2 separate regions of the Homo sapiens genome follow, and region 2 is linked to region 1. A link is an interaction called in ENCODE POLR2A ChIA-PET data of the cell type or tissue named here. Cell type or tissue: HepG2. All regions are shown on one strand.

Region 1 (5,000 bases):
GGTTTCTGTCCACCAAGTGGGATGTGTGTTTTTGTAATATGAAGACACTGAGCTGTTTCTAAGAAGGAAACATTGCCTGTTTGGCCCAACTTGTGTTGTTATTTACTTTTCTATTTATGTAAATGTTTTACTTTCTTAAATAGTAAAGGAGTGAAGGATGTGCCATCCCAAAATATCCCAAATTGGTATATTCATTATTTTGATCTAAAAACATTGGAGAAATTGTAGTTTTAAGAGAAGCCTAGCTGGCCTGTATTTTCCTGCCTGTAGCAAGCCATAAAGATTCTTTTGGAAGGGGTGCTTTTTCCCTACCAGGGTGAGAGACTATTCCTTATCACCCCGGACTGGGATTTGGTGTTGCAACAGGCCTGAATAAATAGACTTTCTGAAGTAACCACTATATTCCACTAGCTTTACACCCTCCATATATCTCCTAGCGACTCCCTAGAGTTTACTCTCTATCCAGAGCCCCTTGTCATTTCTTCACAAATTTATCATTCTTTGTCTCAGAAGTATAAAACTAGCTTGCCTTGGCCACTTCTTTGAACTTTGCTGTCTTGTGAAGAGCCTCATGTACAAGTAAAACTAATAAAAACTTGTATGCTTTTCTCGTTAACCTGCCCTGTGTCAGGCTGGTTCCTAGACCTAGTCGAATTGCCCCCATAAGAGCTCAGGGGAGGCGGAGGCTATCTTTTCCTCCCACACAGTAGACTGTAAGCTGCTTGAAAATGGTGTCATTTAGTGACTCATGCACTGTAGAGAAGAATACTTATTGGTGATGGTGGTGACGAAGATAGAGCCACTGCTGTCTCTTTCCCCTGGCCTTTTCCACTGAAGTTCAGAGTACATTACTGGATGCCCCACTAAACTGGACCAGTTCTGCAGTCTACTGATAAATGCAGCAAATTGCATTCTTTGTTTCTCCCCATTTTGTTTTCTTCTTCCCCTAACCTCGGTAAACTCACTTGTACCATTTCTTGGGCCTCAGAGTAGGTTAGGACCGTCCATAGTGGGTAACCATCTGCAGACTTAAGAACATACTCTTTAATTCCACTTTTCTGGAGTAATAAAGATGCTTTGCAACTTTTTTGCCCTTGTGCCTCAGGGATTGCAGCAGATGTGTTAAGTCTCAGCTGGGCAGGTGTTAAGACTAAACACCATTGCCCATTGATTATTTAAACTTAACGTTTAAATTCCTGGCATGCTTGGCTTGGCTAAGTAGAAATAGACACAGCTGAATGTGACGTCCTCATCCAGCTGGTCCAAAGAAACACTGGGTAGAAATAATGAAGGTTCTTTTGAGTGTCCCCTCCCCCTCCTCTCCCCCGTGCCCTGTGCTTGCTCAAAGTCAAGGCATGCCTAGGCCTGAGTCTATCAATTCTCCCAGGGGCAAGTGTTTCCCTCTTGTTTCTGGACAATGGATGGGCCCTTTTCATCGTTTCCCTTTCCCTGCTTTGACTCTGTCTAGATTCTACTTCCCATTTAAGACTTGAAATTAATTATTTCTCTTTTAGGTTAAAATGGGCTCAAGGAACTGATTAAATTCCTCCCAGCCCTAAGTCCTCTGCTCTTCTGTGGGACTACTGCTTCATACAGCAACATGAACAAAAGCTTTCACTTAAATCCCCAAGTAATTCATTTTTTTCCTCAGCAGTAATCTTCCTGCCTTCCACAATTGATTGAATTTGTCCTTTTTGAGAATAGCTCAACTGTGGTCTCAAAGATCAGCTCTTCCTCTCTCTCTTCCTGATTCCATAGGTCTGAATTGCAGCCTTTCTGTGGCTGCTGGTTTCCTTGTTTTAACCCTACTATTCCAAGCTTTTGCCCCCTATGGTTCTTGTTTTCTCCTAGTGCCAGTGGCAGGAATGAAGTACCATGGGAAATCCTTTTATAGAAAGAGAGGTGCAAAGACAGTTGGCCAATGGCGTATTGATGGCTGCCTGGTCTGCTGATCGTAATCCATAATGTTTGCAATTATAGGAAGCCTTGCAAGGGCTGGCATAACAAAAATGACAGCTGGTATCTGTTTGATCACTTACTGTGTGCCAGCCACAATTTTAAATACCTTAATAAACAGCTCATTTAATCTTCACAAAATCCTGTGAGGAAGCTACGGTTATCACCCCCATTTTATATAAGAGAAACGTAAGTGAGGTTTGGAGAAGTTAAGTAGTTAATATGTGGTAGAGCTGGAATTTAGACCCAATGGGTCTTGTTCTAAAACCTTTGTAGCAGTGGGTAAGAGAAAGGGATGAGCTTTGGAGCCAGGGAGTCTGTGTGAGCTCTGGCTCTAACATTTATTAACTGTGAGACTCAGGCAGGCTTTAACCTTCCCAAGTGCCAGTTTCCTCATTTGCATTTCTAATGAATATCATCTATCCCTCAGAGTGATTGTAATAAGCATGGTTATAAAGTGCTTAGCACAGTGCCTGGTACATAGTAGGTGCTCAATATACATATTTATAGTAATATTGAAATGGGGGAGTTCCCTTTCCCCCTCGCCAGGAGTGTGACAGGAGTGATGGACAGCAAGATGGATGGGGAGCCAGAAGCAGGGGATGGAGTGGGAAGGTCGTCTTTCTTGGGGGGCAGGTTGCCCAGACTTTTCTCTAACTGCCCCCCAACCGAACTCCCCTTGGTGCCTGTGTCATTCCACTGTTGCTGGTCTGTGGGTGTGTTCCCCGTTCCTCCTCTCCCCCTGACGCCCTTGTGTCTGCGTCCACTTAAGGTCTCGGGTTTATATGGCAACAGGATTGGGGGTGTGGTAGGCCAGAGGGGTCTTGGAAAATGCAACCCTTGAGTGTAAAAGTGGGAGTGCCTATTCTCGCTTGGGTCCATGGGCGCAGGACCAAGGGTGGAGCCCTTGCCAGGGACCCCGCTCTTCTCTACTCAGCACCTCCCTTGCTCTTTCCCGTATCAATGTTAGTTCTGCTTGGATATTGACTCTTTCCATTTACTCTATCATGTCTTCTTCAAATGTCTTCAAAACTTTTGGTCTCTTGCCTTTACCTTGTCAGTCACCTTTTGTTTGTCCAGACTTCTGTGGAATAGAGAAAAATATATGAAGGAAGGGCTTGTGGTATGGAATGCAATAATCAATTGGTACAGCTGATATGCTTCAAGAAATTAAGACAAGAACCTGATTGATCTGAAGAGAGAAAATTCAGGTTTAACTAGAGCATAAAAATATGTCATCGTGGTCTCAGATGAAAGCCAAAGAGAGAAAAAAGGGCAAAGTGTACATCAGACAATGAGAATTCTCTCCAGGAAAGACACATTTATGGAGTCTCATCTCATCAAAAACACTTTTCCTCTTAATTGGCTGAAAGCCACTCCTCAGCCTAAGAGAGCTCTAGCCTGGTCATCTGGGATGTCCTTTTGAGTATTTTCCTCTGGTTCCCATTTTCCTGCAATCTGGTATTGCTTCCATAGTTTTCTAATTCAGTGATAATGGAAACGATTCAGTCCCCCACTTTCTCTCCGGTACTGCTCAGCATGTGTGACTCCAGTTGCCATAGGATCTCAGTTCTGGTATTTTGGACTGTGGGTAACAGTTTCATAAAGCAATTTTTAAGAAAAATGAAAACTCATATAGCACTTATTGTGAGCCAGGCACTGCTCTATGCCCTTTATAGATATTAAGTCATTTAATTTTTAGAACAACCTAGTAGACAGGTACTATACTTTTTGCCATTTTGCAAACAAAGAAACTGAAGCATAGAGAGATTCAATAACTTGCCCAAGGTGATATGGCCAGTATTTGGCAAAGTGAGAATTTGACTCTACTTAGCCCGCATTTAGTGTCTAGCCTCTTAACCACCACTCTGTACTGCCTCTTACCTACCTCAGTGATATGCAGTATTATCTGATACTTTCCATTTGAGTCCATACTCCATACTTTTAATTTTAAAAATGGTATCTGGGTGTGATTCATGAAATGATCTCACCACTTTATAATGGGTACCAACACAAAGTTTAAAAATCATTGGGCAGGGGTGGGAGGAGAGAGGATTGGGAAGAATAGCTAATGGGTGCTGGTCTTAATACTTAGGTGATGATCTGTGCAGCAAACCACCATGGCACACATTTTAACTATGTAACAAACCTGCACATCCTGCACATGTACCCCTGAACTTAAAGTCGGGAAAAAACAAACAAACATTGGGTTAGACCCTCTCTGTTGTGAGATGGACACATCAGCCTGCCTTTGCCTGGTGCCTGAAACATTCCATTCATGTCTCTCCTTGTTCTGAGCCGTGCTCACCCAGCAAGTCACTGCTTAGGATTTGGCCTCCCGCTGAGGTCTGCCTGCAGGGAAATAATGTATTGGTTACGTGGACTTTTGAGTCTCCCCATGAATTAGAAAACCATCTCTCTGGTTTAGGCTGTGAGGCTAGATAATGTGAATCTGTCCCCAAGAAATGGGTTCTTGAGAAATGTAGTCACCGGATCAGACATCAGTGCCAGCGAGGCTGAGGACTGTGAGGACCTTGAAGATTTTTGTCAAGGTCCACCCTGTGACATCTTTTGTTGGATAGCTTGCAAGATTTCTTCCTGGGGTGGTGAATCCTAGCCCTGAGGACTGACTGTGGGAACATGATTTAAATGACTACAGCACTTAGCACTTTTTCCATAGCCAGAAATAGGGCTCAATACCCCTGTTTTTTCTCCCTGTCCTCATTTACTCACGTATCTTTCTACAGAAAAGAAAATGATGTTACTTTCCCACCTCAGCTTTATTATACTGCATGAATAAATGCAACACATCACCTCCAAATAATTGATTGAAATGCAATCCCTTTCCCTCTCGCTCCACCCAGTCTCTCTCCTAAGATGGTATCTAGTGGGGCCATGTCTTCATGCATTATGCATCTCTATGATTATGCAATAACTTCTCGAAGACTAGCAAGTGATACCTAAATTCTTCAAGCATGTTATTGATGCTAAATAATTAATTACATCTTTTATTTATAAAAATTTACTTGCTGGAAGTTCAGACA
Region 2 (5,000 bases), 220 kb after region 1:
AAAGAGAGCAAAAGGCATGATCCAAGCCTTTCACTTTCCTGTGTCTCAGCCCTCCCCTCCTGGGCTGAGGGCCCGTCCTCTGAATTCTCCTGCAGCACATGGAGCCCTACACATTCCCTCCCTCTTTCCATACTTTCAGCCTCTACTTCTTTCCTATTAACCATAAAATATGCTCAATTCTCTATTTTTTGAAAAGCAGATTTCTCTCTTAATTTTTAGGTAGGTTTCCCTTTACTCATGCCTGCACATCTTTCCTTTCTTTCACAGCCAAGCTTCTCTTGAAAGTAACCCACATTTACTTTCTCTACTTCCCCACCTCCCTTTCATCTTACATCATTGCAGTGGGAAGTCTGTCTCCACAGTCCTGCTGAAACTGCTCTGATAAAGGCCATCACTGATCGACTCACTAGCCAATCCCTTGACCTCTCTCCAGCCCTCACCTGTGGCATTTGAGACAGTTGACCACTCCTTGACCTTCATAACAAAACTCTTACAGGTGGGCATAGTGGCTCATACCTGTAATCCCAGCACTTGGGGAGGCCAAGGCAGGAGAATCGCTTGAGCCCAGGAATTTGAGTCAGCCTGGGCAACATAGTGAGATCCCATCTCTAGAAAATGTCAAAAAAATTAGTCAAGCATGGCACATATGCCTTTGGTCCCAGCTACTTGGGAGGCTGAGATGGGAGGATTGCTTGAGCCCAGGAAGTCGAGGCTGGAGTGAGCTGTGATTGTGCTACTGCACTCCAGCCTGGGCAACAGAGCAAGACTCTGTCTCAAAAAAAAAGAAAAAGGAAGGAAGGAAGGAAGGGAGGGAGGGAGAGAGGGAGGGAGGGAGGGAGGGAAAGAAACAAAAAACAACTCTCTTGTGCTTCTGCTGTTTCTCTGATCGTTCCCATTCCCCTTCCTTGGCAGCATCCCCTTTGTCCTCCCACTGCTGGTGCTTCTCTGTCTTTGGCTCTCCTGTGCTCTGTGCTCTCCTCCCCTGCCTTCCCGCTGGCTCCTCTCTCCCTTCACACACTCTCCGTGTGTGCTGACTGCCCCCTGCTTTCATGTTCCCTCTATTACCACTCTGTGTAGACTCCCAAATCAACACGTCCAGCCTGACCACTTACCTGAACTTGAGACCCTGGTTGTCTCCTGCCTTCTGTACATCTCCACTTTTGTGCCTCAAAGACACCATAAAACTTGATGCATCCAAGACAGTAGGTAAAGAGGACAAGGATACTTTGGGAGGCCGAGGCGGGCAGATCACGAGGTCAGGAGTTCAAGACCAGCCTGGCCAATATGGTGAAACCCCGTCTTTACTAAAAATACAAAAATTGGCTAGGCTTGGTGCACACCTGTAGTCCCAGCTACCCAGGAGGCTTAGGTAGGAGAATCACTTGAACCCAGGAGGCAGAGGTTGCAGTGAGCCAAGATTGCACCACTGCACTCCAGCCTCGGTGACAGAGACTCCATCTAAAAAAAAAAAAAAAAGGGACGAGGAAAAGTAACTAGAAATAGTAAGAGAGAGAGGAGAATGAGAGAGGGGGCTGTGGGCAGGGGAAATTAATTTCCAATGAATTTTTATGCATATCTCCATTTGCCTCTGCTCTGTTTGGAACACGTGCCATCTTCATCCCCACCTTTTTTCACTAGAGCTGTGGTTCTCAAAGTGTGGTCCCCAGGCCAGGAGCACATCAGCATCACCTGGGAACTTGTAGCAATACAAATTCTCAGGTTTCACCTGGGGCCTACTGAGCCAGAACTTCAGAGGTGGGGCCCAGCAATTTCTGTTGCAATAGCCCGTGCAGGTGATTTTGATGCCTGCTGAAGTTCGAGAGCCCCTGCACTGGTGAATGACTCATTCTTCATGGCCCAGCATCAGTGCTGCTTCACCTGCAGAGCCTTCCCTGGTCCTGTCAGTTAGAACTAATGACTTTCTCCTCCATGTTCCTGTAGTACTTTATTCATGCCAATTATATAGCATTTATTCTATCATAGTTAGCTCTTTAAGAATCCTCCTCCCCCATAGATTATGAGGTCTAAGGTTAATATTAATCTTTGTATTTCTAGCACTGGCCTAGTGCCTGTGCAAAGTGGACATATATTACATTATCACAAATTACTTTTATTTTTCCTGCTCCTTGCCTTTTCTTCTTCCTTTCTTCTTTGCTTGAACCTGACTTCGGGATATGAATAAATTACCAGAATGAGACCTTACCAATGAAAGGTAATGTTTTCATTGGATTCAAGCTTTCAACCCGTTTATATCTATCTATCTGTGTCAGGGTTCAAAGAGAAGCAAAACCATGATGTATACACACACAGTTTACAGGGATTTGAGCTTACTTAATTGTAGAGCTGGTTAAACTGTGTGAAGCTGTTTTCTTCACTTCTGATGCTGGAGTTAGAAGTCCACTGGGCAGAGAGTTAGGAAGGGACAGATCCATGGGAAGAAGGCATGGAGGGAGAGCACAGGGAAGCAACCTACCACAAGCTCAACTAGAACTCATGAGCATCAACCCGGACCCACAAGGACTCTGGAACCCGGTCAGCCCTCGTCAGCCTTGATGGTGTGAGTGTCCTGCAGAAAGAGGGTACCTTTCGTCGTGGAGCTAAACACACTCCTGACCCAGCAGTCAGAGAAGCCCAAGAAGCATCTAGAGGAAGGGGGAGCAGTGGCAGGCCCAGCAGATGCCCCACACCAAGTAGGGGAGCCACAGAAAAACAAGTACGTGTGCGAGCTGTGAAAGCACCTGCCCTGATCCTCGGAACATAAGAACAGAGTGGCTCTGAACATCTAAAATTATTCCAAAATAAAATGGGAGCATTTTTGTAAATGGCTGCTGCTTCACTTTCACCTCCAAATTACGTGTGAAAATGTCTCTTGTGTCCATTCTCACCGGAAACACACAGGTAAGGAAACTCTGGGAAACACAGATCAGGTGAGCCAAGGTGACACAGTACAAAGCCACCACAATATCTACATGACTGAAGCTGAAATACCTGAGGTTTACTCTGTGAAGTAAAATAGGAGATATGGGCAATTATTTGCCAAAAAAAAAAAAAAAAAAAAAAAAGACCCAGTATGATCTGGGTGGTGAGGGAAACCTTTCCTAGATTGGCTGACAGTGGAATCGGTTCTGGAAAGATGGGTAAGAATTACACGGGGAAGACATGCCAGGGGAGACAAAATCATGATTCTTAACCGAAGACCCTCGGTCACCAGTGAAAGGCATAATTACGCTCAGTATGTAGTCTTTACTGAGGTAGGATAGACTTCAGAAAGACTATCAGTAAAGATCGAAAGCGAGGCCATCTAGTTTTAATTAATTAGAAGACCATCTAAGCATTATAATTAATTGAGAGGTTTTTGTAAGTGGTGAGTGTCATAAAGCATAATAAAGTTTAGTTGTAGTGACAATAGCCCAGGAGTTTGGATTCAACCACTTACTAGCTGTGTGACCCTGAGCAAGATATTAAACCTCTGTAGGCCTTTATATTTTCATTTGTAAGTTGGCAGTAAAAATAGTCTCCACCTTACAGAGCTGCTGTAAGGGATTAATAAGAGAATCCATGTAAAGTACTAGGCAGAATGTTAGGCACAGGGCGTATTAACTGCTGCCAATATCCTGTCATCATCATTATTATTGTTGTTGTTATTATTTCCCAAGGAAATACTTTTTTAGGCAGGGTGATTCCAAAGGCCAAATGATATGTTTGACCATTCAAAGTACCTGGCCAATTGAGCAGATAGGATCTAGCACTGACTGCCAGAAGAAATGTGTTCTACTTGTTCTTATTGCTTCCTTGGATTCAAATATAGTTGTCCTTATCTCCTCATCCACAACCCCAAAATGTTTTTCTGTACTTTCCTATCAAAGTTTTTTATCTTGGGTGAGAGCAGTGGCTCACACCTATGATCCCAGCACTTTGGGAGGCCAAGGTGGGAGGATTGCTTGAGCCTAGGAGTTTGAGACCAGCCTGGGCTAAATGGTAAAACCCTGTCTCTACTAAAAATATAAAAATTAGCCAGGTGTGGTGGAGTACACCTGTAGTCCCAGCTATTATGGAGGCTGAGGTGGGAGGATCACATGAGCCCAGGAGGTGGAGGCTGCTGTGAGCCATGATCATGCCACTGCAGTCCAGCCTGAGTGACAGAGCAAAACACTGCCTGAAAAGCAAAAACCAAAACAAAAGAAAATGTTTTTTTTTTTCTTTTGCCTAAGAAATGGGCTTTGCAGCCTTTCTCCACTACCTGCTTTTATCAGGCCTTGGGCAAGGACGGTTTTACAACCCAGGGAGCAAACCACAGCCACCCTGCCCACTCATGAGGCTGTGTGCATGTGATCATATGGCCTCCCTGTGGCAGAATTTAGGGACTTGTCTTGTGGGGGCTCAGAAAAACAGACTAATGTCCATCCACAGCCGTGGGTGTCATTTCGTAACCATATTCAAAGCTGTTAAGCATTTTTCTGCCAGAGAGAAAGGGCTGGATATCTTTTCATCTTTGTTAAACAATGAAAAACAAAGAATGGAATGTTATCTTTTAATTAAAGAGCTATTCTATCCCCCTTTCTTTATCCTGAATATTGAGTTTTCATAAATCTTTATCTCCTGTAAATCTTCAGTCTCATCCCTCCCACCTCCCATCGTTAATTAGATTTTCTGGTTTGTAGCCACTTGAAGTGGAGAAGAATCACTGAACTAGACTTTGGAAACAATACAGTTCTGGTTTTATTACTCAGTTTCAGCATGGATCAGATTCTCAGAATGTACTTTCATTTACATATCTGTCTTTTATAACAAAATCTACAGATCCTATCAATGCAACAATTTTTTTCTCCTTTACCAAGCCCCAACTGACTTTATTCCAAACACGCAAATTCACTAGCAGAGTACATTTTAAAGTTTCTATTCATTGAAAGGTGTGTACTGCCGGCCCTGTCTCAGCTGCGTTTGCAAGAATGAAATGCCTCAAGTGTTCTTTGTATGGTCACCTCCTACCTCCAAAATAT

What was found. ChIA-PET counts read pairs that join two places held together with the same protein. Peaks named below come from ENCODE experiments on the same cell type or tissue, not always from the same donor. Only the 100,000 strongest peaks of a DNase experiment are listed, where the experiment ranks them.
Region 2: POLR2A ChIA-PET joins it to region 1 with 12 read pairs; 2 of 35 experiments call an interaction of 5 or more read pairs at or near these places.

What each region holds. Positions count from the first base shown.
Region 1 is chr4:82,744,659-82,749,658 of GRCh38, reverse strand. The region is part of intron 1 of SCD5 (stearoyl-CoA desaturase 5); the gene reads left to right. Among named protein-coding and RNA genes, the nearest start is that of MIR575, 6.3 kb to the left of the region's middle. In HepG2, no CTCF peak of the experiment used is centred here; DNase peaks (open chromatin) are centred at 2,288 and 2,728.
Region 2 is chr4:82,525,082-82,530,081 of GRCh38, reverse strand. All of the region lies in intron 1 of TMEM150C (transmembrane protein 150C), which reads left to right. Among named protein-coding and RNA genes, the nearest start is that of TMEM150C, 34 kb to the left of the region's middle. In HepG2, a CTCF peak has its summit at 1,041; no DNase peak of the experiment used is centred here.